Linked DNA regions of Homo sapiens: region 2 is linked to region 1. The links are chromatin contacts, found by Hi-C or POLR2A ChIA-PET in ENCODE. All regions are on one chromosome and are shown on one strand. The core of a region is the stretch at or near the end of the contact, and the rest is flanking DNA. Distances in the headings are between cores, read along the strand shown.

What was found. Hi-C counts contacts between places; a loop is a spot of excess contacts on that map. ChIA-PET counts read pairs that join two places held with the same protein, here RNA polymerase II (POLR2A). Pooled maps may share reads with other maps.
Region 2: a loop to region 1 is called in a map of heart right ventricle, with 12 times the contacts of the local background. The contact joins two enhancer-like sites. A Hi-C loop is called at or near these places in 18 of 168 maps with a recorded cell type or tissue (Right ventricle myocardium inferior, aorta, ascending aorta and 6 more) and 17 of 50 pooled maps. POLR2A ChIA-PET finds 5 or more read pairs at or near these places in 1 of 52 experiments (A673).

What each region holds. Positions count from the first base shown.
Region 1 is chr1:176,655,100-176,657,757 of GRCh38, reverse strand. The region is part of intron 3 of PAPPA2 (pappalysin 2); the gene reads right to left. Among named protein-coding and RNA genes, the nearest start is that of PAPPA2, 190 kb to the right of the region's middle. Within about 2 kb of position 1,322, at least 5 of the 41 ENCODE cell types and tissues checked have a DNase peak (open chromatin) inside an H3K27ac peak, as active enhancers do; they include heart right ventricle, where a contact is called at or near this core.
Region 2 is chr1:176,691,236-176,693,893 of GRCh38, reverse strand. It overlaps PAPPA2 (pappalysin 2), which reads right to left. Exons shown (of 23, transcript NM_020318.3): 6 at 1,576-1,768. Among named protein-coding and RNA genes, the nearest start is that of PAPPA2, 230 kb to the right of the region's middle. Within about 2 kb of position 1,298, at least 5 of the 41 ENCODE cell types and tissues checked have a DNase peak (open chromatin) inside an H3K27ac peak, as active enhancers do; they include heart right ventricle, where a contact is called at or near this core.

The DNA of each region.
Region 1 (2,658 bases), core at 73-2,572:
ATAACTGCATAATAAGTATCTCTAATTTGATTATCACACAGGCCTAAAATTCCCACCCAAACTTGTTATTCTTTCTGTTTCACACTGCCTGAGCTGTCCAATTACTCAATTTAAAAACTGAGAAATTATTTTGGACTCTTCCTCTTCCTGACTACACCACATTCAATTAATTGTCAATTTCTGTTGGTTCTATTTATAAATATCTCTTAAATCCAACCACACCCTTCTAGTAAGCTTCTCTGTTCCGTGTTTTGCACTCCTTGAATACAAACTCCACGCTTTCTCAAGACTAACCTTTCAAAAATGGCAGATCTAATCATGTTCCTTCTCTGCTTTAAGGAACTCTAAATGTCTTACTATGGTTTACAAGACCTTTCAGGATCTGGCTGCTAGTAACCTCTCTAGCATCAATCTTTCTACTTCCTTCTAACTCTCGTGAATGTTTCCCTCTCTCTTATCCGGGCCACTGGGCTTTTGGACCAATAGCATCTGCCTTCCCTTCCATGCCTATCTCCAGGATAACTTCTTTTCATCTGACAGATTTTGGTATAGATGTCAATTCTGGGAAGGCTTTCCTAATACCCTAAATCCTGGTCTGGTGCTTTTGTCCACAACTTTTGTGACACCTTTTACTTTCACTGCCAGAGTGCCTGGCAGAGTGCTGCTTCTTGAGGACTCCCCAATTAAGCCACAGACTGTGGGAGTAGGAATGCTGTCTGGGCTTGTTCAGTATTGTGCCTTGAGTGTTCAGCACAGGGTCTGAGATTTAGTAGTTGCCCAGTAATTCCTCTCTGAATTAATGAGTATGTCCCCCTCACCTCTAAAGTCAAAGTGTAAAGAATTTTCAATGACCAATGTTCTTATAAGACCAGTTTACTTTCTCTATTTCAAAAAAAAACAGAAAGTCTAGAGTTCAGTTTAGTGCATGTATGCTGTCAAAAATAACTGACTTCTGGTGTGTGTGTGTGTGTGTGAAAGAGAGAGAGAGAGAGGGAGATTACAGAAAGAATGCTTTGCTTGAAAACAGGATTTGAAGAAAATCTTTAAAATGTTCTAAAGCAATTGAGGAAAGAGGTTTAAGAGAAGAGAGAAGAAGCACAAAAGAATGACTAAAATACTGGATGACTTCACAAGTTTTTACCATTAGCTGAGACACATCATGTCCGCTCCAGTTACCAACAATAACTACTCTTCCCGGGAAAAGCTTCCTATTTTTAAACCTGGTGTAATGCCTGTGGAATTACATTGCCCATTCCTACCCAGGCCCCGAGAGCTTATCATCATAGAGTGTTTTTGCCAAGAATCTGCTCTGCCCTTAGTCACCATACAAAGAGTTGTCAAAGACAGAGTGAGGAGAGAGGTTGGGCTTTGGGTGTAGTTTTGTTTTTTGCTGCCTACCAGTGGCAGCAGGTCCTATAAACTGCTCTTTGGAGTTTGGCTGTTTCAGATATAACTAGACTCTGTAGTTTAAGGGGATTCTACAGCAGAGCAATATCAGCAAACCTAGGAGAGGGAAGCAATGAAGTATTATCTGCCTTGTTTTCCATTTAGAGTTCATCTCCAGCATTAATATAGTCAGCTACTATTGAATAAGCACTTGACAATATGCAAGATGATATGTTAAGTTGCTGGGACCTGTGCTCAGGGAACCAGCAAAGAGAGAGAAAGTTCAATATTGAAAATATATTCAGAAATCTATTTCTGAAAAAAAAATATTCTGAAAATCTGCAGACAATATTAATTTTGCTTTATTTTAAAAATTAAATGTTTACTTTTGATTTATATATCACGGGACAGTGATGGAAGGGATGTTTTCTGAGGTTCTCAAAACCATTAATCTGGCCCAGGAAAAGGTATATAGAGTCAAAAGAGAAAAGAGGATAAACTCTAAGGAACAGAAATTTTTACTTTTTATTTCTTTATTTGTATAATTTATGGGGACCGGTGTAATTTTGTTACATGGATATATTGTGTGCTGGTGATGTCAGAGCTTTTAATGTGCCTATCGCCCAAATAATATACACTGTACCCATTAAGTAATTTCTTATCATCCACCCGCTTTCTACTCTTCCACTTTTCCAAGTCTCCATTGTCTATCATTTCACACTCTGTGTCCATGTGTACACATTATTTTTATCTGACTTATAAGTGAGAAGATGCCATTCTGACTGGTGTAAGATGGCATCTTATTGTGGATTTAATGTGCATTTTGCTCATGATAAGAAATATTGAGCATTTTTTAATCCGCTTGTTGGCCATTTATATATCTTCTGAAAAATGCCTATTTATTTCCTTTGCCCATTTTAATGTGATTATTTGGGGTTTCTTTTATTTTTGAGTTGTTTGAATTTCTTATAGAGTCTGGATGTTAGTTCCCTGTCAGATGAATAGTTAACAAATATTTTCTCTCATTCTGCAGGTTGTCTGTTCGATATCACAATGGATGCAGAAAAAGCATTTGAAAAAAGTCAACATCACTTCATGATAAAAACCATGAGCAAACTAGGCATAGACGGAACACATCTCAAAATAAAAAAGTCATATATGACAAAACCACAGCCAACATTATACTGAATGCAGAAAAGTTGAAAGCATTCCTTTCAACAAGTGGAACAAGACAAGGTTGCCCACTTTCACCATTCCTGTTCAAACATAGTA
Region 2 (2,658 bases), core at 49-2,548, 36 kb before region 1:
ATAAACGGATGTAAAACTCTGGTTTGCACACACCCACAGAGGACTTGCTGTTCAGGCAGTTCGACCAAAGCTGCACAAGGTCACACTTGCAGGAAGATGATTCTCACACACATCACACAGATGTGTGCTGACTCACAAACAGAGCCCAAAAGGGTTTGGGCGCTGATGACCATGAAACTACTTTGTAGGGTTGTGAGGTCTAAGTGGTGTCACACACTAAGTATGTATCAAGGTATCAGGGACAGGTATCAAAATCCCAAGAGGCTGAAATACCACTGTGAAAGAGGATTCACCAGCTTCCTCCTATCCCTGTCTCTCTCTTGCCTCTCTCCCTAGGCTTTCAGCAAAGCTGAAGGGCACGGAAACTTGCTCCAGCGACACCCTTCTCTTTAGCTGAGGCCTGACACCCAGAGGGAAAGTGTGGTGCAAAGAAGAGATGTGCTAAATAAGAATGCTCTAAATTAAAAGAAAGCATCCATTCTATGTTCCTTATTCCCGAATTTCCACTGGACTCCCGAGTTCACCTCCAATCAGTTGTGGGGTCTTGGGTTTGCCATTGTATGTTTCTCTATGCCTCAGAATTCTCACTTATTTAGCAGGAACTGCGTTTACTGCAAAGACTAAATAAGACAAGTGCAAGTAAAATACCTAGCACAACACTTCACATATAGTGCCACAAATAGATCAGGGACTGTCGTCATTCAGAATACAGCAGTAGGTTTTGAAAGAGGTCAGTCTGCACAGGTCACAGAAGGGGTTCTGGTCCTTCTCAGTGAAACCACATTCTCCCATCCCTCACCAATTATCAGATGTCATTCATTTTCCTACCTTTCTCTCCTTTCTACAAAAATTTATCTGTTATTCTTTCAAACCAATATGCAAAGGACAAATGAAAGTTAGTTTTAGGTGTAATGCTTTTCTTCAGCAAACACACATTAGGTGTCTGTTGTGGCAGGGCAAGAGACAAAGAGACAAAAAATCATCCTGCCTCCCCCAGTAGTTGCCAGTCAAGTGGGGCAGGTAGGAAAATAAGCAGAGGATGACAATTCCATAAGATAGTGGCCTTAAGAGGGGGAGGCACAGGAGGCTGAGAAGGTGTCAGAAGCACCTACGTAAGTCAGGGAAGCCCTCTGATGCACAGCTTGTGGCAGTGGGCACACTACCATCCACCCACACCCAGAAGTGCCTGGAGAAGCATGCTGTAATCCCTCCCCCAACACCACTCTGCAAGTGGCAAGCTGCCACTCCACCCTCATGCCACAGAGGAACAGCTGACAGAGACAAATGGCAGATGCCCTCTCCGTTCTGCCAATTTATCCCTGTCACATCGGTCAGGCTCTCCAGGCCTCCCTGAGGGGGGAGTGAGCACTTAAGATGAGCCACTGGCTCACAAGAGAGCCCATGAGTTCTGCTAAAGCAACGAGAACAGAGCAGGCTGGAGCAGCAGCTCTGAGCAGTGGTGCACACATTTATACTTCCAAATTGGAGTTCCCCTGGATTCATATTCTTCCCCTCATTCATATGAAATGCCACAGAGAAATAAGCCAGCTCACCCACAGCCAGTGCCTCTCTCACCTGTCATATACAACTCCACTAATAGGAGGCAGCCAGTGGATAGTGAGGGACTTGTTGGTCTGTCCGATGACCATAGGTGGAATGGGGATGGGGGTGGGCTTTCTGCTTTCAGTCCACTGCTGATAGACTAGGTCCAAATAGCAATGCATTCGGGCCACTTGGTTAGGAGTGAAGTTGTCAGTGCAGTTATCATCTGTGGAGACAAAAAAGGTGGCACAAGAGATGGAGATTTTAACCCATCAAGTCCACCAAGGCAGGGATAAATTTGTGTCTTGTTCATGGCTGAGTTAACTTATTAGGCTCAATGAGCACTTACTTGTTGAATGAATGAACAAATGCAATCTGTTCCAGAAAGGGTCTAAGCTGGAAAGGGTAAGAGAAGACAGAGACCAGAGATGCAGCACTTTCATATCTAAAGCAAGGTCATGACCTTAAAGTTGGGCAGCTCAGGTTGCTCTGAGCTGATGGTTGCTTATTCAGCAAACCACAAGATGGCAGTGTTTCAACAGATGGCCTTTTCACTTGTGAACGTTTGTGGAGTTTCAGACACCTGCTTTATTGCCCAGTGACGTTGGCAGAGGTTAGTGAGTATTCAGTGGAGCTGCTCAAGGGGAAAGAGAGCCAAATGCCAATGAGACAGCAGGGCTGGGAATGGTGGTCTCAGCCTCACTTTTGAATCTGGCAAGGTCTCTTTAGCAGGTACATTTTGCATAGGGTTGGAAAGGGAGTTTTCTTAGTGCCAGGAACTTTTCTAGTGAAAGCACACCAGTCAAATACTGCCTCACTCAGCTTCCTAAATGTTTCCTCTTCCCGCTTCAAAGGTGCTGCCTCCAGAGCTCTGCCCTCTGCATGGCATCGTCTGGTGTTTCTGCCCCTTGATGGGGGAGAGGTGCTGGTGCTTACACATCTGATGCACCTGAATTATTCACCGCAATGAAACTCAGATAGACACATCTTGAAAGATGACAGACAGAATCGGCTCATCACGCTTTCCTCCCTTCAAAGTCATGACCAGGGTGTGGTGGTTTATTCTTTTTTGGATAGTTCTAGAAGAACCTGTCACCAAACAAGCCCCCAAAACTT